3 separate regions of the Homo sapiens genome follow, and regions 1 and 3 are each linked to region 2. A link is a loop called in an ENCODE intact Hi-C map of the cell type or tissue named here. Cell type or tissue: OCI-LY7. All regions are shown on one strand. Region 1 holds the start of LOC105372952 (a long non-coding RNA gene). Region 2 has its middle 88 kb from the start of VPREB1. Region 3 has its middle 77 kb from the start of TOP3B.

Region 1 (8,000 bases), 140 kb after region 2:
CCCAGGTGCCAATTCCTGTTCCGGACGCCTCCACGCACAGGGCCCTGTCCCCCATGGTGTCCCCAGGGGTGCCTGGCAGCCTCTGAGGCACAGACCCAGAGTGCACAGGCCCAGGAACCACGGTGGGTGTGGGGGCTCTGCCATGCTCAGGATTCCCACGCAAACGCTGTGTGCCCTGCCGCATTCCAGTATGACCAAGAGTGGGTCGCCCTCTGGAGTGTGGAGTCAGGGAGAGGAGAACCACTCCTTCCTTGGATGCCAACTCTGTTGACCGCCGCCAGCAGTGCAGCCCCTGATAGCACCGAACTCGCCCCCGCTCCACGGCTAGTCCTGCCCTCAATAGCGCCCCCCACCTCCGTCCCCCAATGCCGCCAGTAGCGTATACCCGATAATGCCCTAACCTGTCCTCCTCCATGGGCACTGAAGCCCCAGAAAGCGCCCATAACCCACCCTCCCTGCTGTGGGCAGTGCAGCCCTGTACAGTGCTACCAACCAGTACCCCTAATGCAGGCAATGACACCCTGGATAGCGCCCCCAACCCACCCCACACTGCGAAAGGTGCAGCCCTGGATAGCCCCTGTCCTACCACTCTGTTCATGCTGCAGTCTCTGTCACCACCACCAGCAACCACAGTGAGGCAAGCCAGTGGGCCGCAGGCTCTAGCATCCAGCAGCCAGGCATGGAGCAGCTCTCGCTGATGGCCGGCTCCTACCACTCTGACCATGCTGCTGTCTGTCTCCATGGCCATCTTCTTTCACTACAAAGGAATAAAACTAGGTATCAATAAGAAAAGTAATTTTGGAAACAATACAATCACATGGAAGTTAAACACTACCCTCCTGAATAAATGACTAGCAGGTCAATGAAGATACTAAGACAGAAATTCAAAAATTTCATGAAACAAAGGGTAATGAAAACACAGTATACCAAAACTTGTTACGCAGAAAGCCATACAAAGGCAGAGATTTACAGCTACAAGTGCCTACCATCCAAACAAAAGAAAAACTTCAAATAAACAATACATCTTAAAGAACTAGTAAAGAACAAACTAAACCGAAAATAAGAAAATAAATAAGATCGTAGCAGAAACAAAATTGAAATAAAAAACACACAAGATTAAACGAAAAGTTGGTTTTCTGGAAAGCTAAACAAAATTGACAAACTTTTAACCAGGCTAAGAAAAGAGACAAGATTCAAATAAATAAAATCAACAGATTAAAAAAAGGAGACATTACAACTAATACTTCAGAAATTCAAAGGATCATAACTGGCTATTATATGCCAATAAATTGGAAAGCCTAGTAGAAATTGGCAAATTCCTAGATGCATACAACCTACTTAGGTTAAACAATGAAAACATCCAAGACCAGAACAGATTGGTAACAAGTAATGAGATTGAAGCCATCAGAAAAAGTCTCCCAGTAAAGAAAAGCCCAGGAACTGATGTCTTCACTGCTGATGGCTTCACACCAAACAATTTAAAGACCTAGTACGAATCCTGCTCAAACTATTTTGAAAAACAGGAGGGAATACTTCCAAACTTATTCTATGAGACCATTATTACTGTGATAACAAAATCAGACAAAAGCATCAAAGAAGGAAACTACAGGCCAGGATCTCTAATATTGATGCAAAAATCCTCAACAAAATACCAGTGAATCAAATTCAGTAATACATTAAAGAGATAATTCATCATGATCAAGTGGGATGTATCCCTGGGATGCAAGGGTCACTCAACATACAATGTGATACATCATATCAACCAAATAAACGACAAAAACAGTATGATCACGTCAACTGAAACCGAAAAAGCATTTGATGAAATTCAACATCCCTTCATGCTATAAATCCTCAAAGAAACGGGCACAGAAGAAACATACCGCAACATAATAAAAACTACAGGAAAGACACCCACAGCTAGAATCATATGGAATGGGGAAAAACGGAAAGCTTTTCCTCTAAGATCTGGAACATGATAAGGATGCCCCCTGTCACCACTGTTGTTTAACATAGTACCAGAAATCCTAGCTAAAGCAATCAGTACAGCCCCTGATATGGCCCCCAACCCACCCTGCCCCCTACCACCAGCAGTGTCGCCCCCCCGCAACAGCACACCCAACATACCCAAGCCGCCCCGCCTCCCCGCACCATGGGCATTACAGCACCCCATAGCGCCCTCAACCCGAAACCGCCACCCACCCCCCCACCGCCCACAGCCGCACAGTGCAGCCCCGGATAGCACACTTAGCCCACCTCACTGTTGCCAGCAATACAGTCTGGGATAGTGCCCCCAACCGGCTCCCCGCCAAAGGCAGTGCAGCCCCGGTTTGGGCTCCCAAACCATCCCCCCGTGCAGGCAGCACAGCCCCAGATAGCACACCCAACCAGCCACCCAAGACGGGCAGTGACGCCTGAGATAGGGCTCCCAACCGGTCCCAGGCCACCCGCAGTGCAGCCTGGATAGCGCGCTTACCCCAACGCCTTTCTACGCTCTGGCTGGCTGCAGTGTCCATCGCTGCCACCAACCACAAACAGGGCTGCAAACAGGAAGGATTTTATTCACCGTCGATGCGGCCCCGAGGTGTCCCAAAGCGAGGCAGTGCCCCCAAGGTCTGTGCAGAGCAGAACGCAGCTCCGCCCTCGCGGTGCCACCGGCCCGCCCGCCCGGGTCTGTGCTGAGGAGAACATTGCTCTGCCTTCGCTGTATCTCCGAAGTCTGTGCAAAGGAGAACTCAGCTCCGCCCTCGCAAAGGCACACAGCGCCGGCGTGGCGGAGAGGCGGACAGCGGCGGAGAGGCGGACAGCGGCGGAGAGGCGGACAGCGGCGGCGCGGCGGAGAGGCGGACAGCGGCGGAGAGGCGCACAGCGGCGGCGCAGGCGCGGAGAGGCGCACAGCGGCGGCGCAGGCGCGGAGAGGGGCACAGCGGCGGCGCAGGCGCGGAGAGGCGCACAGCGCGGCACAGCGAGGCGCCGGCCCAGACTCCACTCCCCAGCTGTGAAAGGGTAAGAACTGAGGGTGGCTGAGACTCGGGGTTGTTCAGGGCGGGGTGGGCTCTGGACCCAGCAGGCCCGGCACCCAGGTCAGGGCTCCAGGGGAGGCCAGGTGGGCGAAGGCCAAGAAGGGGCCGGGGCTGGTCAGGAAGGGCTCCTGGTAACCAGAGCACTTTGCGTGAGCCAGCGTGGGAGGAAGGTGGGCTGGATGAGCTAGGGAGGCGCCGGGAGGGGCCTTGGCAGAGGCGACCCCCTCCGTCAGCCCCCAGGCCACTGAACCCTGGGTAGCGAGAACCGACAGGGGAGGCTGCATACAGAGGAGTGGAGGCTCCCCGGCTTTGGGGGCTCTGAGTAGAAGCATCTAGGGGGTCCCTCAAGAGGCCCCCAAACGCCTCCCCATGGTGAGAAAAGAAAGCGCAGAGAGGGGCACGGCTGTGATTTCTTTTATTGCCCCAAATGTACTTCATCTTGGTAGATTTCTATTGGCTTTAAAAATGTGTGTGTTTTGCTGTTGGGGAGTGGGGTGTTATACGGATGTCAGATTTTGCTGGTTGACTGTTCAGATCTTTTGTAAATCCTTGCTCCTTTTCTGCCTAGTTTCACTCTGTCACTTACATTAGAGTGCGGTGGCACGAACATGACTCACTGCAGCCTTGACTTCCTAGGGTCAAGTACTTCCCCTGGCTTAACCTCCTGAGTAGCTGGTACTATAGGTGTGTGCCGCCACACCTGGCTAAATTTAAAATTTTTTGGAGAGATGAGGCCTTGCTATGTTGCCCAGGCTCGAACTCCTGGCCTCGAGCTATCCTTTGTCTTTGCCTCCCAGAGTTCTGGGATTACAGGCATGAGCCACTGTGCCCGGCCTCTGCCTAGTTTTAACAGTTGCTAAGAGGAGGATGTTGAAGTAGATGTCTTCTTGGTGGGTTAATCCTTTTGTCATTAAGCAGTTGTTATGGTCACTTCCTTTTCACCCCATTGGTGAAGGAGGGGTCCCTGCCCTAAAGTGTAGGAGATGGCTGAACACGACACCTGGCGTGGATGGATGAGATTGACAGCAGTGTTTTAGTCACATATACCCACAGCTCAGAGGAGGACACTGCATGCCACACAGGGTCAGATGGGCACCGCACTCTGTAGCGGAGTGAGGGCTGTGGGCTGAGGAAGCAGGCAGGCTTGATAGTAACAAGAGCACACAATGACCAATGGTTCCCGAGGGGGAATGCAGTTGGCTTGTTTGAATAAATTCATGGGCTGGCAGACAGGTGAAGTGAAGCTTCTTAGGCTGAGGTGCAACTGTTTGGCTGATAAAAGAACTAGCCAGGTGGGGAGCCTTTCCTGTTGGGTGGCAGGGTAGGGGGTGTCTGGTAGAAACAGGAAAACCCACGGCTAGGCCTTTGGGGCCCTGTGAGGCTCAAAGATGTCAAGGCAGCATAGGAAATTTTAGATCTTAAAATTCAGCGAAGACCCTCTCCAGCTCTGGTAAATTATTTTGCTTGAAGTCTACTTCATGAGATATTAATATATTCACTCCTGCTTCCTTAAAAAATTAATGATTTCACAGGATATCTTTCTCCATTCTTTTACTTTCAACCTACTTAGGTCCTTAAGTGAGTTTGAAGTTTCTTATGAACAGTATTTAGTTGGGCCATGTGTTTATTATAGGCTCTCCATCAATCTGTCTTTTGGTTTATTTAGACCATTTACATTTAAGGTGCTTATAGTTACATAATTGCTTATGTCTGATGTTTTTATTATTTGCTTTTTCGTTTCCTTTTTCTTTCCCTCCATCTTGATCTATTTCTGTATAATGTTGTTGCTCGTATCTCTTTGTATAGTCTTAAAGTGTTTGCTCTGGATGTTACAATATGTGTATTGTAATACAGTAGTCTACTGGTACCAGTATTTACCACTTCAAAGTGTGGAAACCTGCCTTGCATTTATGTCTCTTTACCTTTTCCACTTGTATAAATCACTGGCTTGAGTATTAGGTGGTGGTATAGTTTTTGTTTCAGTCGTCAAATGTGATTTTAAGAACTGTGGATTGTCTCGCGTATGTATCCACATTTCTGGTCTTTCCTTTGTCCCTCCTCCTATAGTCCCATATTCATCCCTTCTGCATAAGAACTTTCTGTAGCCATTTTTTTGTTTTGATTTTTTTGTTTTAATTTTTTGTATTGTGGAAATGACAGAACATATTTCTGTAGCCACTTTTTAGCATTTCTAAATTGACCAGTGACAAATTCCTATATTCTCTTCCTCTGAGAATGTCTTTATTTCTCTCTTCATTTCTGAAGGGTAGTTTCATGGGATATAGAATTTGCAGCGAACAGTTTTTTTGTTTGGTTGGTTTTTTTGTTTGGTTGTTTTTTTTTTAAACACTTGAAAATGTTGTGCCACTTCCTTCTGGCCTCCATGGCATTTGAGTTGGCGTGTCCCTACAGGCATTCTGCCATTTTTGGTCTTTGTTTTTAGTTTTGAAAGTTTAATTGGTGTTGCTTTCTTTTGGTATACTTTGAGGTTTGCTCAGCTTCTTGAATCTGTAAGTTTATATCTTTCACCAAATGTGGGAAGCCTCAGGAATTAGTTATTTGCATGCTTTCACAGCTCTGGTCTCCTATGGGACTCAGATAACATAAATGCGGGGTTATCGTCCCACAGGTCCGTGCAGCTCTGTTCATTTGTTTTCAGGTTATTTTCTCTCTCTTGTTTAGACTGGGTGAATTCTGTTGATCAGGTTTCAGCTTCTCTGATTCTCTCCTCTGTCGTCTCCACTTTTACTCAATAGGGCCCATCCAGTTAGTTTTTTTAAAATTTCTGTTACTGGATTTTATATTTCTGTAATTTCCATTTGATTCTTCAGTTTCTTTGCTGATGTTTTCAGTTCTTTGATTGTTGCCATAGGATTTGTAGTTGCTTGTTGAAGCATTTTTATACTGACTGTTATAAGTGATGAGTCAGATGGTTCCAACATCTGCCTATGTAATTTTTTTATTTTTGCAGGCAGTCCTCCTGTTTAGGTTTAGTCTGTAGGTCTTGGTCTACTTTGTGGGCTGTGATTCCAATGGCAATTTAATTTCAGAGCCTTCATGGTGTTATTTTGGTCTCTTTGGCTTATATGTATCACTGGGATTCTCCCACCAGTCCCTGTTGTTGCCCACCTGAGGGAACAGGGGAGCCGCCCTAGGCTGGGCCACCTGCTGCAGCTAGGTGGGTGGGGAATGGTGGTTGTCTTGGTGTGTGGAGCTGGTTTTCTTGTTGTGGGGAAGATCTCCTTTGATCTGCGGGGACTGAGTCTGCCTGGGTTGCCTTCTATTGCTACGTTGGGAGTTGGGAAACTCTGGGCCTGGGTCACCTTCCTATTGGATGAGGTCCAGGGAGACACCTGGCCACTATGCATTCCCTAGTCCTAGAGTCCCTCAGCAGCCTTTTTCTGTCCACCTTTTGGAATTCTCCATTGATCCTCTCCTGTCTATTATTTCTAGAGTTTGGGTTACATTTCTTAGGAGGGTATAATGTGTTATCTTCTCTAGACCAGAAATCCTTAGTGGTGGTTTCGGGTTGTAACTGTGCTAAAGGGAGAATTGGCGTATTTGTGATGTCGGGTCTTTCTTTTCAAATGAGGACATATCATTATTCAGTATATAATATTTACAACACCTACTTCCTTGGGTTGAAGAATGTGGTTAAGGCAAGGAAAGTACTTAACACAGTGCCTGGTGTGGAGAGCACTTACGAGTGTTGGTAGTGATGCTATTCCTTTTGTCCTTTGGTAGCCTATTAAAGCTTTTCTTCTTTTTTAAAAAAATAAAGTTCCGGTGCACTTCTTGTTAGGTTTATTCCTATTTTATCCTTTTTTGCTTTTATTGCAAATAGGAGCTTCCTATCTTTTATAACGTCTACCTGGTTCTTTGGCCCTTACGTGAAAATGTTTTAATAGCCTTCTAAACATTGTTCTCTCAAATGAGTTTTAATTTGCCTCTTTCTTTTGTTTTCCTTTTTTTGAGACAGGGTCTCACTCTGTCACCCAGGCTGGAGTTCAGTGACGCAATTATGGCTCACTGCAACCTCTGCCTCCTGGGCCCCCAAAGTGCTGGGTTTACAGGTGTGGGCCACTGCACCCAGCCTTACTTGTCTGTTTCTTTTAAGAGTGGGAACTATAATTGAGCCCAGAGCTCCAAAAACAAATGAAGAAATGAATGAGTGAATAAGCTCTTCCCATGGGTTTGGTGTGGTTTGGGACTCTACTCTTAATCTAAATGCTATGTTTTATATAATCTAAAATTTCCCCTAGGTGTGTTACACGATTGTGTTGTGTTGAACTTACATTGAGACTCCTTTTCACATGTGCTGGTTATCAGCGTGGGACTTTTCCATTCACTCTTTGAATTATTCGTTTGGGGGACACAGATAGACCTCTGTGTCTTTCATAAAGAGTGTCCATTGGCCGGTTGCAGTGTCTCATGCCTGTAATCCCAGCACTTTGGGAGGCTGAGGAGGGCAGATCACGAGGTCAGGAGTTCGAGACCAGCCTGGCCAATATGGTGAAATCCCATCTCTACTAAAAATACAAAAATTAGCCAGGCCTGGTGGCGGGTGCCTATAATCCCAGCTGCTCGGGAGACTGAGGCAGTAGAATTGCTTGAACCTGGGAGGCAGAGGTTGCAGTGAGCTGAGATCGTGCCACTGCACTCCAGCTTGAGTGACAGAGTGAGACTCCGTCTCCAAAAAAAAAAAAAACAAAAACAAAAGAGTGTCCATTATCTATACTAGAAAAATTGAGATTGGGATTTTGACATGAAGTGCGGAAATGTGGATTGGGTCCATTTAGTTTACCTAAACAGATGATGAAATACTAACTGTTTTACGAAGCATTCCCTAGTGCAAAGTTTTGCCTGTGTTTCTAGTGATGGGAACAGTGAGAATCAGACTTGGAACACGGAGCGCATTGTGGGCCTGTCGTGGGTGGGGCCAGCAGCACATGCATGCCGGGCTGACAGAGCAGCCTTTGG
Region 2 (8,000 bases):
AATAACTTGTTGTTACATGATGCTAGCTGCAGCTTAAATTTCAGATCATGAGTGTTGTTAATATTATATAGTTGGAATTAGTTCTGAGATCAATGAATCAATGCTGTCTTACTGTTTTGTCTTTAATTTTTATACCACATTTATTTTGTGAGTGGATTTCATAAAAGGAAGTTGCTTTATGTTGCCAAGCTCATTATCTTGGGTTTTTGTCCAGAGCTGAATTCCCTTTTTCATCAAAGGACAGAGAGAGCCCATTATAAACTATTGAGTAATGCTGATTTGATGGGTAGGCCACTTACCTTTAAGTGGAAAGGAGGCCAGGCGCGGTGGCTCACGCCTGTAATCCCAGCACTTTGGGATGCTGAGGAGGGCGGATCATGAGGTCAGGAGATCGAGACCAGTCTGGCCAACTTGGAGAAACCCTGTCTCTACTAAAAATACAAAAATTAGCCGGGCGTGGTGGCGGGTGCCTGTAGTCCCAGCTACTCGGGAGGCCGAGGCAGGAGAATGGCGTGAACCTGGGAGGCGGAGCTTGCAATGAGTCAAGATCACACCGCTGAACTCCAGCCTGGGTGACAGAGCGAGACTCCTTCTCAAAAAAAAATTACACAAAAATGTTAGACTAATAAATATTAATAAACACTAAAGGAAGAAATTTAGTGGAACATTTATCAGAGGCAACAGACCAGGAAGTTATAGTTACCCTGTGAAAAGGCATCATCTAGGATTCATAGAAAACATTTGCAAATTGGCAACAACCACCACCACAACAAACTAAAACAAATGAAAGAAATAGACATTTATACAGGGAAAATATAAATAGATAATAAGTGTAATAAATTTTGTGACTTTCCACTTGAAAACAAAGAAATGGAAATAAAACCTATGTAAAGAAGTGGTGGAGTGAGCCGAGCTGGGGTGGGAGGGGTGGGGGCATCCCAGGCAGAGGGAACAGCAGATGCAAAGGTCTGGAGGCTGGAGCAGGCTGTGAGGGGTGAGAGCAGCAAGTACATGAAGTCTAGACCACAAATCGATGCTTCACCCTCAAAAATAGCCTCTCACTGGCCACCACTCAGGCCCAGATACATGTGTAAGGTGGGCAGCCTTCAGGAAAAGTGACCGCAAAAGTGCACCACATTGGGAATTCTGAGGTGTTTGAGAAAGTTATGGATGAAGGGTGAGGTAGACTCTAGTGGGGAATGTCCTCTTGCCACTTGGACTTCTCTGTCTATTTCATGGGCTATTATCAACTTCTAAAGAGCCAGTGGTTTGGGTGCACATTTAGGTGTAAGTACCTCTTGCCTCAAGCCTTAACTCTCTTTCCAATGAGTCAAGTGAGCTGTTGTGTTTAAGTAACTTCTCTTTATTGTGAAATCTTTCCTATCACTTTAAGAACCTTCTTCTTCAGACCCAAGTAATCCCAAGGCACCTATAATGTCCCTCCTGGAGAAGACAAAAGGGTGTCTTCTATTTCTGTGTGGCCCGATATTTCAGGGCCCCTAACCAGGTTAGTTCAAGGTGCTCAGCATAACCATGAATCTGCTACCCATGTTTCTCAGGTGGGTCATAGGCCCTGGAGGGATTGTGGCTGTGGACCAAGCAGGGGGTGCTGTGGGCTGTTCTGAGAAGGAGGGTTTTGGAGTGTCCAAGCTGAGAACATAGAGGCCCCAGATGTTGTATGAGTAAATTTTCATCTGACAGAATTATATTTTCCTAACTGAAAACATGAAACAGAGATGTAACAACTGTGCCTCTTTGGCTCTGTCTTTGCATGCTGTCATCAGCCACTGAACAGGAGCTGAGAGGGAAGACATAAAGAACAGAAAACCCATGAGGGGGATGGTCCATGTGGGTGTGGAAGTGAGGGTGAGTGGGGATTTGGCCAAAGAGGCCTAATCCACAGGAGTAGAGTCTCATGTGTGACTTTCAGAATGAGCAGGAGTGAGATAGGTGGAGGGGGAGTGTTGGAACATCTCATCAGAGGTGAGAATCCATAGAAGGAGACACTGGTCATTACAGTCAGTGAGAAAAGTGACTTTAGCCTGAGCCTAAGGTCATTGGATCAAGGAAGGGGCCAGGAGGAGCTCCTTGAAGGGAAGCTGTGAGCTTGAGAGGCAGGCTGAGGCAGATCAGTAGAATGAGCCCCCGAGAAGGGCTCACAGAGTCACTGAAGGACTGTGAGGTGGCAGGGACAAGCTCACATGGCCTTTGGTCAGTGAGTCTCCAGCTGTAATGAGAATGAAATGGGGAAGATCTGGGACAGGAAGACAAGCTGGGGGCGCTGGTACCATCATGGGGAGATGATGGTGGGTGGCTCTAGGTTAGTTAGAGTTGGAATGAAGAGCAGAAAGCAGCTTCGTGATACCTTTATGTCATAAAATACATTTGGCATGGAGAGGACTTGGACTTTGTGCATGAAGGATATGGATGTTTCTAGGCTGACTCCCAAATGTTTCTAGGCTGACTCCCAGAAACTAGGATGTTTCTAGGCTGTTCCTGGCTGAGAATTTGGATGGTAACTATAGTCCAAAGAAACAAAGAACACTGAAATCATATCTTATTTTTTTTAACTCACAAAATAGAGGCAGGTAGATATTTATATGTGTTTTGTTGGCTCAATGATTTTTTTTAGTAATAAACATATTTACTTAGAAACTACTGGGTGTCTGTATGCTCTGGGATTTTTTTCTCCTGTCCTGATGACATCTCTTTCCTTTCTCTGGGTTCAGGAGTTACTTCCCAGGTTGTGGTGACACAGGAACATTCACTTTCCACAACTCCTGGAGGGGCAGTCACCTTCACCTATGGCTCCAAAATTGGGGCTGTCATCAGAGCATCTCGACAGCTGGGCCCAACAGAACATCTGGCAATGTCCCCAGGGCAATGGTGGGCACAAGCAGTCAGGTCCTGGGACCCCTGCACAATCCCCTGGTTCTCTTCATGAAGAAAAAGCCACTCTGGTTATAATGAGGACTAGACCAAGAATGAGGCCCAGTGTTACATGCTCGGTGTGGTGATCTGAAATATCACCACAGGGACAAATACAAAAATACAAGTGGGAAACTACACTCAAACCCTTGGATCAAGCCTCAGTCCTATGCTTCTGAAGCAAATTTCTTGTTTTTGGAGTCTGGTTTTCAACCACTGTAGACTCAGATCATTTATTCTTCAGGCCCCCAATGGGATCATCACAAGCACTTTTTCTATCAATCATGGCAGTCACTTGAGATCAAAGGTGAATTTCTTCTTCCTCAAGTTATAAGCAACACTTTGGCATATTTGGTGAACTTCAAAGAAAATGGCTAAGATAGAGGATGAGAGACATAAGAGGCTTCAGGAATATTTCAGCAGATGCAAAGCAGACTACAGGGTAACTCATTTCCCATATGATTTGATTGATTGCAAAATGTGAAATTAAATGCATACAAAGGGGAATGTGTGTCATTTTTCCTCTTAATGACAAAGTAAAAAAAAAGCAATAAAACAAAAACAAGCACTATTTCATGTGTCTTGATAAACTTGTAGAAAGTCTTATAATATCCACAATATCTAGGATACAGTAAAATAACTTTCCATATGAAGAACCAGAAGAACACAACTTAAATGAGAAAAGACAATTGATAGACACCAATACTGAAATAATTTAGGTGCTGATGTTATGTAACTGAGATTAATTAAGGAGTAATTATACAATTCCTTCAGTGAGCAATTTTAGACATTATTTTTTGAAGTTTTAGGTTCAGGGGTTCATGTGCAGGTATGTTACGTAGGTAAACTTGTGTCAGAGGGGACATTCTTGAAACAAGTGGAAAAGAAGCAAATCCCGAAAAGAAAAATAAGTCATAGAAACAAACCAAATTAAAATTAGAAAACAGAAAAATGCAATAAATTAAAAAGAACAGTCTGGAGGGACTCTGGAACAGGTAACAGTGAAATTAAAGTTCAGGCATTAGAGGAATTATTTACCGTTAAGTAGGGAAGAAAGTACAAACAATAGCCATCTAAGCCCAGCAGAGGGAGCTGTGGATCTTCTCAGAGGTGAGCAAGGCCGGAAATGAACTCCCGGGGCTCTCATTTATGGCTCCTGGGTCCATACTCACTGGCCCGAATTGGGGTTTAGAGCAGGTGCTTTCTCCCAAAGGGCAAACTCAGAGTTCCCAGCAGCCCATCCTCCCTGACAGAGCGGCTGCTGCCTGGCTGAGCACTCAGAACTTAGGGAGCCGGTGGTTTTGGTAGAGGCCCCATGTTTGCATAATGTCCTAACCAAACACACATCTACCCGGGGAGGTGACGAGGAGTTAGAGGAACTGTCCCAGGGTCCAGAAGTAGCCGGGGGTTCTGGGGATCCTTGGAAAGTCCACACCATAGCTTGGATGTCTATCCTCCCCTCTCTCCCTCCTCACTGCCCAGGTTCATGTAGATTTCAAAGACAGGACTTTGGAGGGATCTGTCTGCTGTGATTCCTCACACATAACATGTATCTGTTTTAGTTTCTTGGTTCAGTTCTCAGGCTGTGGTGACTCAGGAGCCCTCACTGACTGTGTCCTAAAGAGAGAGACTTATTCTCATGTGTGGCTTCAGCACCACAGCACTGAATTCAGCAGAAGCCTGGTCAAGTCCTCAGGACATTGATGTGTAACACAGATAACAAACACCCCTGGATGCCCACTTGATTCTCTGGCTCCCTCCTGGGGGAAAGCTGCCCTGACCCCTCAAGGGGCCCAGCCTGAGGATGAGGCTGAGTATACTGTGGGCTACACCACAGTGGTCCTTAGCACAGTGAGAGACCCAGATGGGGAAGCAGGACATGAACGAGCTTTTGGCTGATCCGGGGTACAAACATGAACGTAGGATATCAGGATCACGTGGCCAGACACCTGAGCTCTCAAGGACACCTAAATTTTAACTATCCGTAGAGAGAAAGGTGGGTGGAGGGGTGTAAATTGATTCCTGTATCTGTTTGAATTTTAAAGTGGAAAATATTTGTGAATCATTTGGGAGATGCAGATTCCCAAAAAGAAGAATTTATGTTTATATTCCAAACAGAACAGTAATAGTGAGATCAACTCTAAAGACTAAGGTCAAACACACTTCATCCAGAAAGATGGATCTCAAAAGATTTTGTTGTTGTTTTGCCTATTAAAAGCTAAGAGAGGAAATTATATTAATAAAGTTTATTTCATGTTCTATGTTAATAGTGTGTATTTCATAGCTTTTTAAGCATTAAAAATTATAAAAGTGTTAAGAGGGATTCTCTTCTCTAATGTTATATAAGAAAGTATCCACCTAGGAAAATATTTTGAAGGTCTAACCCCCAGTACTTCTAAATGTGACCTTATTTTTAAAATAGTGTTATTGCTTATGTAATTCTTAGGATGAAGCCATCCTAGAGCGAGGTGGCCTCTTGATCCAATGTGCCTGGTGTCCTTATAAGATGATGGTAGTAAGGAGATTGGAAGACACAGAGAGAATGCCGTGTGACGACGAAGGCAGAGATTGAATTTACACAGCTGCAAGATAAGGAGCACTAAAGATTGCTGGCAAACCACCAGCAGCCAGAAAGAGGGAAGGAAGGATCTCCCCTCAGGTATATATGGAAACATTGCCCTTTCTATGAATTTTGGGAGGCTAGCCTCCAGAACTGTGAGACAATACATTTGTGTTATCTTAACCAAACTTGTGTTTAATACATTCTGACAGCAGTTCTAGGAAACCAATACACCAGACAATAAATTACACAATACTTCTGAAATTGATTGTACTTCTTTCATTTTGGCAACCAGTTTTTCCATGAATATGATTATATCTGTGCTCATATTTCTAACTTTATAAATATGCTTGTAATTTAAGGTTAAGATAAGAAATCCTTGTGTCTTAAAAATCCCTAAATATATGAGAACTGAATAATAATATTAACATTATGAGATCTAATGGAAAATTGTAGCTTTTACATAATTCCACTTGTTCACTAGTATCAAGATGTGAAGGTGGGAAGATCACCTTGTTATTAACAAAACACTCCTGGTCATCTCTGTGGATTTGAGAGTGCAGGGGGAGACACCTACATATTGTTTGGGAAGTCACAAATGCAGCATGCCCAGAGCATCATGTACAACAGTGTGAGTTTGCTGGACATGTGGGCAGGACGCAGAACAGACTGGGGCATGAGGAACCACCTATCACCAAACCCACCAGCGCCTTCCTCCCTGGATCAGCCCAGAGCTGCTCAGACTTGAATGTGCACATGGATCATGTGGGATCCTGGATAATGTGGATTCTGATCAGTGGGTCTGGACTGTGGACTGAAATTCTGCGTTTCTAGAAGGCCCCTTCTTCCAAAGATCCACATACATGTTTTAATATTACCATATTCATAAGAATGGTGGGAAATAAGGGAAGCCACTTTCAGACAGAAACCAAATAGAAATTTATCTGAGAGGGAGCTAAAGGATTATGATCAAAGAGAAATCCCCAATTCCAGGCAGGGAGCTGATCACAGAGGGCAGATGGGAAGTTGGGAGAGGTTCTATTTTTTTTTTTTTAAGAAATAGAAATGAATGCAAACACAACTCAAACCTCCTCTTGATCCAACATCCCTGCTGGCTCCTGCCCAATTTCTGCACTGGCTTCTTCTCCAGTCTTTTCCCAAGCATGGACCCTCCTCACCCTCTCTGCTTCCCCATCTCAAACTCACAACTTCCCTTCTCAGTTCTCCTGTTTCTCTCCCTTTCATTCCACTTCCTTCTTCTCTGTGACCTCCTTAGACAATCACCAAAATATTTCTAGAAGAAAAGCCATGGGTATTTTTCATCTTTTCTTGAAAGTTGTCACTCACATTCCCTCTTCGTTCTTCAGCCTCTCTTACCCCTTACTACAAAAGATGCCTGAGGCCACTGTTTCTCTTTTCCATCCCCTCAAATAGCTTCTCCTTCCAACCCGTTTCTCTCCTCAGTTACTAGAGCATTCAGTGAAGCACTCAGTCAGGTTAAAGGATCCTCCCAAATGCTCACCCTGCTCTCTATGTGTGATCTCCTGAAGAATCAAGTAGGGAGAGAAACATGGCTTCATGAGTTTGTGGGGAAGTGGGTGCATGGCTGAACTGTCCTTGTTCTCAGCAAATGTACTTTATTTCATGCACAGTTTGTATATGAGACAACCTTCTCCTGCGGACTCCTTATAAAATGGGAAGAATTATGTGTTGTGTTTTCACAGAGGAAGCCCAAATATTCCATGCTCATGGGTAGGAAGAATCAATATCATGAAAATGGCCATACTGCCCAAGGTAATTTATAGATTCAATGCCATCCCCATCAAGCTACCAATGACTTTCTTCACAGAATTGGAAAAAACTATTTTAAAGTTCATATGGAACCAAAAAAGAGCCCGCATCGCCAAGTCAATCCTAAGCCAAAAGAACAAAGCTGGAGGCATCACACTACCTGACTTCAAACTATACTACAAGGCTACAGTAACCAAAACAGTATGGTACTGGTACCAAAACAGAGATATAGATCAATGGAACAGAACAGAGCCCTCAGAAATAACGCCGCATATCTACAACTATCTGATCTTTGACAAACCTGAGAAAAACAAGCAATGGGGAAAGGATTCCCTATTTAATAAATGGTGCTGGGAAAACTGGCTAGCCATATGTAGAAAGCTGAAACTGGATCCCTTCCTTACACCTTATACAAAAATCAATTCAAGATGGATTAAAGACTTAAATGTTAGACCTAAAACCATAAAAACCCTAAGAAGAAAACCTAGGCATTACCATTCAGGACATAGGCATGGGCAAGGACTTCACGTCTAAAACACCAAAAGCAATGGCAACAAAAGCCAAAATTGACAAATGGGATCTGATTAAACTAAAGAGCTTCTGCACAGCAAAAGAAACTACCATCAGAGTGAACAGGCAACCTACAAAATGGGAGAAAATTTTCACAACCTACTCATCTGACAAAGGGGCTAATATCCAGAATCTACAATGAACTCAAACA
Region 3 (8,000 bases), 97 kb before region 2:
TCCCGAGTAGCTGGGACTACAGGCACCCACCACCATTCCCGGCTAATTTTTCATATTTTTTGGTAAAGACAGGGTTTCATCATGTTAGCCAGGAGGGTCTTGATCTCCTGACCTCATGGTCTGCCCACCTCGGCCTTCCAAAGATCTGGGATTAGGAGGCATGAGCCACCGCACCTGGCCCTGAAGAGTGTTTTCTAACTTGGTTCCATTCTCCCCGTCACTCTCTGGTACAACAATCAAACATATATTTGGTCTTTTCCCGTAGTCCCATATTTTTTGGAGGCTTTGTTCATTTCTTTTCACTCTTTTTTCTCTAATCTTGTCTTCTTTGTTTATTTCATTAATTTGATCTTCAATCACTGATATCGTTTCTTCCACTTGATTGAATCGGCTATTGAAGCTTGTGCATGCGTCACGAAGTTCTCATGCCATGGTTTTCAGCTCCATCAGGTCATTTAAGGTCTTCTCTACACTGTTTGTTCTAGTTAGCCATTCGTCTAACCTTTTTCAAGGTTTTTAGCTTCCTTGCGATGGGTTAGAACATGCTCCTTTAGCTCAGAGAAGTTCGTTATTACCGACCTTCTGAAGCCTACTTCTGTCAACTCGTCAAACTCATTCTCTGTCCAGTTTTGTTCCCTTGCTGGCGAGGAGCTGTGGTCCTTTGGAGGAGAAGAGGCACTCTGTTTTTTGGAATTTTCAGCTTGTCTGCTCTGGTTTCTCCCCATCTTTATGGTTTTATCTACCTTTGGTCTTTGATGTTGGTGACCTACAGATGGGGTTTTGGTGTAGATGTCCTTTCTGTTGATGTTGATGCCATTCCTTTCCGTTTGTTAGTTTTCCTTCTAACAGTCAGACCCCTCGGCTGCAGGTCTGTTGGAGTTTGCTGGAGGTCCACTCCAGACCCTGATTGCCTGGGTATCACCAGCATAGGCTGCAGATCAGTAAATATTGCTACCTGATACTTCCTCTGGAAGCTTCGTCCCAGAGGGGCACCGCCTGTTTGAGACGTCTGTCGGCCCCTACTGGGAGGTGTTTCCCAGTCAGGTTGCATGGGTGTCAGAGACCCGCTTGAGGAGGCAGTCTGTCCATTCTCAGAGCTCGAACACCATGTTGAGAGAACCACTGCTCTCTTCAGAGCTGTCAGACAGGGACGTTTAAGTCTGCAGAAGCTGTCTGCTGCCTTTTGTTCTACTATGCCCTCCCCCAGAGGTGGAATCTACAGAGGCAGTAGGCCTTGCTGAGCTGTGGTGGGCTCTGCCCAGTTCATGCTTCCCTGCCTCTTTGTTTACACTGTGAGCTACTCAAGCCTCAGCAATGGCAGGTGCCCCTCCCCCCATCAAGCTGCAGTGTCACAGGTTGATCTCAGACTGCTGCACTAGTAGTGAGCAAGGCTCTGTGGGCCTGGGACCTGCTGAGCCAGGCAACGGGAGGGTATCTCCTGGTCTGCCGGTTGCTAAGACTGTGGGAAAAGCGCAGTATTTGGTCAGGAGTGTACCATTTCTCCCAGTACAGTCTGTCAGGCTTCCCTTGGCTAGGAAAGGGGAATCCCCCGACCCCTTGTGCTTCCCGGGTGAGGTGACACCCCACCATGCTTCAGCTCTTTGGGTTGCACCCACTGTCCAACTAGTCCCAATGAGATGAACCAGGTACCTCAGTTGGAAATGCAGAAATCACCTGTCTTCTGCGTCGATCTCACTGGGAGCTGCAGACCAGAGCTGTTCCTGTTTGGCCATCTTGGAAGAGACCTTCCCTGTGTATTCCGAGCCTTCTGCATTCTGCCATCACTGCAGCCTCCTCATGTTGGATGGACCTGATATTTTTGCTTTTCTAGTAATTCAGAAATCCTCAGTGGAAAGGCTGTTTATTAATATGAGTTATCTCCAGACAGGGCAAAGGTGTGGTCTATGGATGCTGTGGATTAGCAATGACCAGGCTCTCAGGTGACTCCACTCATGTGATTTTCACAGAAAGACTGCTGTCTGGCCAGTGAGCAGCACAGGGCACTGTGAGTCACACTCAGTGTCTGCACAGTGAAAACCCAAAACTTGCCACCCCCCCCAAACTCCCCAGGGCTGGGTAGATGGAGTCTGCACTCACTGACACAGATTTAGCAGCTAGATATGGTCCCAGCACCCCCACCTTCTTCCAAGTCCTGTGTGCCAGACACCCCGACAACAGCTCCCAGATACTGATAAATCCATCGGGAGAGTTGGGGGTAGGCAGTGGGAGCAACACACTTGCATCCATAACCCCTCCTTTGTGAGGCCACTGAAGGGGATAAGAGAGGCCTGGAGAAGCCATTCCAGCTCTGGACCTCAGGAGGGCTGTGTCCACTGTGACCTGGGCACCTATTCTCCTGTGATATTCTATCATTTCTCAGGTAGGGACAGGTCTCACGTCCTGGGGAAGCCCCCTAGCCTGAGTTCTTGCCCTGTGTTTCACTCTCACCCTTTGTCCTGATTCCTCACCCACGATCATCTTTGCTTGCAGGTTCCCTCTCTCAGCCTTTGCTTATTCAGCTGCCCTCCCTCTCTGCACATCTGAGAAATGCTATAAGACTTCCCTGTACCCCAAGTAGTGGCTGCATTGTTGGAGGCTGTCACATATTCTTGTACCAGCAGAAGTCACGGAGCCTTCCCCAGTATCTCCTGAGATACTACTCAGACTCAAGTAAGCACCAGGACTCTGGGGTCCCCAGTCACTTCTGTGAATCCAAAGATCCCTCGGGCAATGTGCAGGGATTCTGCACATTTCTGAGCAGCCTGAGATCAAGTCCGACTATTACTATTTTACATATCACAGCAACAGTGGCACTTTCACTGTGCTCCAGACTTACGGGGAAGTGAGATTAGAACCTCCCCTGCATTCTCTCTGCCTTGTGCAGGCAACAATACACTGTCTGGGACCGAGTGTGGCTCATCAGTAGCAGCTTTGTTGTTTGTATTTTTCATTCTTCAGTACAGGGTGGGACCTTTCTACTGGCCTCCATTAATAGTGAGAGTCAAACAAGACAGTCTGTGGGTGACTCCAAAGTCTAACTCAGGGTTTCCTTATGTTAGTTAGCTTGGACTACTCTTGGCTCCTCCCCAGAGATCTCAACTTCTCTGGAATTCTCCAGGTGCCACAAGCACTGATTTCAGTCTTGGCCTTGCACCTCCCCTGAGCAGCTTCTGACTCTCCTCTCATTACATCTCCATTTATGGCCTGTCACCCACTCAATGTGTTAAAAGGTAAAGCATTTTGCAAAGTACTTATCCTGAACTTTAGCCCCAAATCCACCCAGCTTCCCTAGCCCAGGCCAGCTCTGCTTCTTATGAGGCTGATGAGAGGTACAAGGGCTGCGACCCTTGCTGAGTCCATTCCTGAAAATGCCCCCAATAAAGCCTGATTAGTGCCAATGCCACAGGACATTGTTCTGTTTCCTTTGCAGGTGGTGCCCAGTGAGGAAAGTTCTTCCTCCTGAATATGAATATTTTGGAGCATGAAACAGCTGAGCTGATCTGGGGAGGGGAGGCAACCCCTTGTGATGGTGGTCAGATTGCTTGGTTGGGATTGTCACAGACCATGTGATAATGGGATTATATTGCATATCACAGATGCCCTGGACCCTCAAGTGTGCTGGGGAACTCTGGTTAAAGAATAGAAGTGATCCCTTTGTTCATATTCACTATGCTGGATGCCCTTTTGAGATCCCTGCAGGACGCTAACCCTCTGACTGCAGCAGCCTTGCCCTTTGATCTGAAGCTTTTATCATACATTGTCCTGCTCAGGGGATTTGGGTGGGGCGTTACTCCTATATATCATCACAAGAAAGGGATTCTCTGGAGACTAAATGCAAACTGGAATATCCCCTGGAGGCTGTCCCCCTGATTGGGAAATATGAAGAGACTAGGGGTGCTCAGTGTTTAAAATAAAACTTCAGAGAGTAGAGTCTGAGTGTAAACCCTTCAATTCCATTTAATCTCTACAAATGTATATAATGTCAAAACATAGTTATGTCATATATTTACACATGTGCACACAAATCTATTAATACATGTTCATAAGTTCACACATATGCTTTATGTTATACATATATGCATTTATACATCAACTGATGTTATTATAATCATAGTTTTACAGACTCAATTTTCCTTTGGGTTTTTCCACATTTCCCCACTTTCTTTAACACTTATTTCTTGAAAATTTTGGTGGCTGCTTACTGAGATTTTACTAAAAAAGAGCTTCAGAATTTCATTTAGAGTAGATCTTGTGGCAAATTCTATTTTTTTGATCTGAAAAAATGGTATTTTTTCTCTTTTTTATTTTTAAAACTTATCTTGAAGCATAATATGTAAAGTGAAATTTGCAGATCTTAATTGTAAATTTCAGTGTGCTTTTTATGAACACATATACTCATGTGCCCCATGCGTACTCACAACATTTCCATTGCTGCAGAATTAAAACATTTTGTTCTAGTCAATGAAATTATTCCATTACAGAATAGATATGTGTACCACATAGAATGTGTACCTGAGACACACTTCCCCTGGGGACTCCTTATAAAGTGCGGTGAATTGTGTGTCTTTTTTCCCATTGAGGAGGCCAGTGTGGAAAACTAAAGACTGAGATGATGTAGAAAACTGCCCTGAGAGGGAACCTCACTCTGCCCTGAGGTAGGGAGCCAGCACTGGTCAAGGCCCCGGTGGAGGATGGCAACTCTGTTGGGTCCACCTGGCCTCTGGTCACAGGCACGATGGACCTGGGCCTGGGCAGCAGGGGGCGCTGTGGGGCTGGCACTTAGAGTCTGTGGGGCTCTTAGCTGGGAAATGATACCTGGCCCTGGCCTCTGCCTAGGGCTCACTGGGGCCAGCAGCTGGGTCCTCTCTGGGCCCTTTGGGAGCCTCAGTCCAGGTACATCCCAGGCCTACTCTTCCCAGAAATGACCCAGCCACTGGGACTGCACACGGGCCCAGGGAGGGGCACGCTTGGGCAGGGGAAGAGGAGCACATTTGCATGAAAGGCCCATCTCTCTCCTCTAAGGCTAGAGGGTGAACACGAGAGACCTGCCGCGTGGCTTCCTCTGCAGAGATCCGGGGAGTCTGCACCATGGCCTTGACCCCACTCCTCCTCCTCATTGTCCTCCTTCACTGCACAGTCCAGGACAGCACAAAGCATCCTGATCCCCCAGCTCACTGACACCACCTCCCAACTCATGCCAGAACTGTCCTTCCCTGTTCTGCTTTATTCAGTGTATAATGGCTGTCTGTGTTTTCGGGATCCCTCTGGCAGCCCGTGCCGACTCAGTCGACCTCTGCATCTGCCTCCCTGGGAGCCCTGGCCAAGCTCGCCCACACTCAGCAGTCAGCATAGCAGCTATGCCATTGAATGCTTTCGGCAGCAGCCAGGGAAGGCCCATCAGTACCTGATGCAGCTTAAGAGTGATGGAAGCCACACCAAGGGGGCTGGGATTCCCAGTCACTAGTTCTCAGTCTCCAGGACTGGAGCTGACCACTATAGTGTCATTTCTACAATCCCGTCTGAGGATGGAGCTGACTATATCTGTGGTACAGATTGTAGCATTGGTGTGCCGTTTGGGTAAAGCACAGATAAATGGGGAAATGAGACAAAAACTGTTTTTCTACTCTGCTACCAAGGTTGAAAAATGGCTCTCAGAACCAGTGTCTGCTGACCTGCATACTCAAATATGTTATGTGTGTGTGTGTGTGAATGCGTGTGTGTGTGTACTTTAATTTTACGAGTAGAGAGCCAGATATTTTCTGATTCCTGCTTCAAGTTCCCTTGGAAACAGCTTTTTAGGCCAGGCCTCTAGGGAGTGCACTCTGATCTGTAACTATTGCGCAAATATTACAACAGAGCCTGTCTCCTCCTGCTGGTCTGGTGTATTGTGGCTATATAGGGGGGTGCAAAGAAATTCTCCTTTTCATATTCAGACACTGGGACTCAGCTGCATACCTCAGTCCTGTCTTATTGAGATCATTTAAATGATCAATCTTAGAAGAAAACTTCTGACTTAAATAAATTTTAGAAGTCTATCAACATGCTAGAAAGCATATTCCAGATAAATAAAAATAGAATAAAGATTTATAGAGATTGAGATGAAAAGCTTTAAACCCTTTGGGGGTTTCTGAAGGTATTCTCAGGTGTTCAGTGCCTGGGATTTGGGAGTAAGGGATAAGGAGGAGAACTTATTTCCAACACACTGAAGATGACAACAGATAAGCAGAAAGTTACCAAAGAAGGAGGAATAGAAATAGCCATGAATATCATCCTGGTAACCCTGATCTGGAATGAAGGATTTCATTTATTTACTTATTTATTTATTTATTTTCAAAATAAGTACATCTCATGGAGTCCTTGGCAAAAGCTGAAGGAAGTATTGCTTCAGGAAATATCTGTCCAGTAATTAGGAAACTACTAATGTGATTGAGCAGAGACTTCATTAACTTCACATGCAAAGAATACAGACTTGCAGAACCCTCCTGGAAAACCATGAAACAATACATCATCAACAATAACAACTATAGCAAAAACAGCAACAACATCAACCAAAACGCTTTACAAAAAAGTTCTAATTTCCAGAACTGTCACATTATATTATTTAAAATTTCCATTTGTCAAAGCAAAATAATGAGGTAGGTTCAAGACACAGGAACATATTGCCATATATAACGGAAAATAACAAAGAAAAAAACATTAAAAAAACAAAAAAATTAAAAGTTGACAAAAACTATTTTCAAAGAGGCAGAAACACTGGTCTTATTTGACCAATACTTCAACTCCATTATTTCTCCATTTGCTCAAAGAAATTTTAAAAATGTAAAAATGTTCAAAAAAGCATGAAAAGAATGTATCTCCAAATAAAGAATATTAATAAAAGATATAAAAGAAAGAGTCATTGAAATAAACATAGATTAATTGATATTATCCTATTACAGGAATAGAATGAAATAAGGGTGGAAAAATACGCAGGACCTAAAGACCCTCTTGACACCATCAAGTGTACCAATATACACATAATGAAAGGCCCAGAAGGGTAAGAGTGAGGAAAAGAAACAGAATAATGTAATTGAAAAATGGTAACCAAAACTTTCCCAAATTTGACAAAAAGAAACATACTCAATCCCTAAAAAGTTCAATAAACCTTAATCAGCATTAATCGGAACTCATAGATATAAAACTTATGGAAAGCGTCATGGTGGGATAAAGCTTACTAAGTTCTAAAAAGTCAAATAGACAAAGACGGTTACACCAAAAGTGTGTCAATTTCTGTTTCCTGCCATGATGCAATAGATGGAGTTCTTACACCATAAACAACACTTTAAGACATAATCGAGTGCATGTAATGACTATTTCCAGACAGTGAATATTGGCCAACAGGGATAACTTGATTATGTAACCTCAGAGAAAGGACCCTAACACGCAAATGAGCACTGCAGTGGACACGGATTTCTTTTTCTTCACTTTTTTTTTTTCGAGTTAGGGTCCTGCTCTGTCGCCCAGGCTGGAGTACAGTGATGTGATCTCCGCTCACTGCAAACTCTGCCTCCCAGGTTCAAGCAATTCTCCTGACTCAGCCTCCCGAATAGCTGAGATTATAGGCACTCACCACCATGCCCAGCTAATTTTTTTGTCCTTTTAGTAGAGAGGGGGTTTCGCCATGTTGGTCAGGCTGGTCTTAAACTCCTGACTGATCTGCCCACCTCGGCCTCCCAAAGTGCTGGGATTACAGGTGTGAGCCACTGCACCCAGCCAACACAGATTTTTTTTTTTTAATTATACTTTAAGTTTTAGGGTACATGTGCACAACCTGCAGGTCTATTACATATGTATACATGTGCCATGTTGATGTGCTGCACCCATTAACTCGTCATTTAACATTAAGTATATCTTTTTTTTTTTTTTTTAGACGGAGTCTCGCTCTGTTGCCCAGGCTGGAGTGCACTGGCTCTATCTCGGCTCACTGCAAGCTCCGCCTCCCGGGTTCACGTCATTCTCCC

Evidence for each region. Hi-C counts contacts between places; a loop is a spot of excess contacts. Peaks named below come from ENCODE experiments on the same cell type or tissue, not always from the same donor. Only the 100,000 strongest peaks of a DNase experiment are listed, where the experiment ranks them.
Region 1: a loop joins it to region 2, with 6 times the contacts of the local background. A loop is called at or near these places in 4 of 110 quality-filtered maps.
Region 3: it touches region 2 in a loop (10-fold over the local background); 7 of 110 quality-filtered maps call a loop at or near these places.

The regions. Positions count from the first base shown.
Region 1 is chr22:22,295,209-22,303,208 of GRCh38, forward strand. LOC105372952 (a long non-coding RNA gene) reads right to left here and starts at 2,944. Exons shown (of 3, transcript XR_938055.3): 1 at 2,474-2,944; 2 at 587-757. It also overlaps IGL and the pseudogene BMS1P20. RefSeq lists a silencer at 2,737-3,036. In OCI-LY7, CTCF peaks have their summits at 2,394 and 3,396; DNase peaks (open chromatin) are centred at 2,463, 2,913, 3,386 and 4,249; H3K4me3 peaks cover 3,472 bases; H3K27ac peaks cover 1,879 bases.
Region 2 is chr22:22,152,888-22,160,887 of GRCh38, forward strand. It overlaps IGL. Among named protein-coding and RNA genes, the nearest start is that of VPREB1, 88 kb to the right of the region's middle. RefSeq lists a silencer at 2,779-2,921 and an enhancer at 4,031-4,190. In OCI-LY7, CTCF peaks have their summits at 4,006 (motif pointing right) and 4,215; DNase peaks (open chromatin) are centred at 4,034 and 4,514; H3K4me3 peaks cover 1,371 bases; H3K27ac peaks cover 4,176 bases.
Region 3 is chr22:22,055,989-22,063,988 of GRCh38, forward strand. It overlaps IGL, the pseudogene IGLVIV-66-1 and the pseudogene IGLVV-66. Among named protein-coding and RNA genes, the nearest start is that of TOP3B, 77 kb to the left of the region's middle. RefSeq lists enhancers at 1,009-1,772, 1,773-2,536. In OCI-LY7, CTCF peaks have their summits at 4,749 (motif pointing right), 4,959 and 5,866 (motif pointing left); DNase peaks (open chromatin) are centred at 2,843, 4,773 and 5,863; H3K4me3 peaks cover 926 bases; H3K27ac peaks cover 2,642 bases.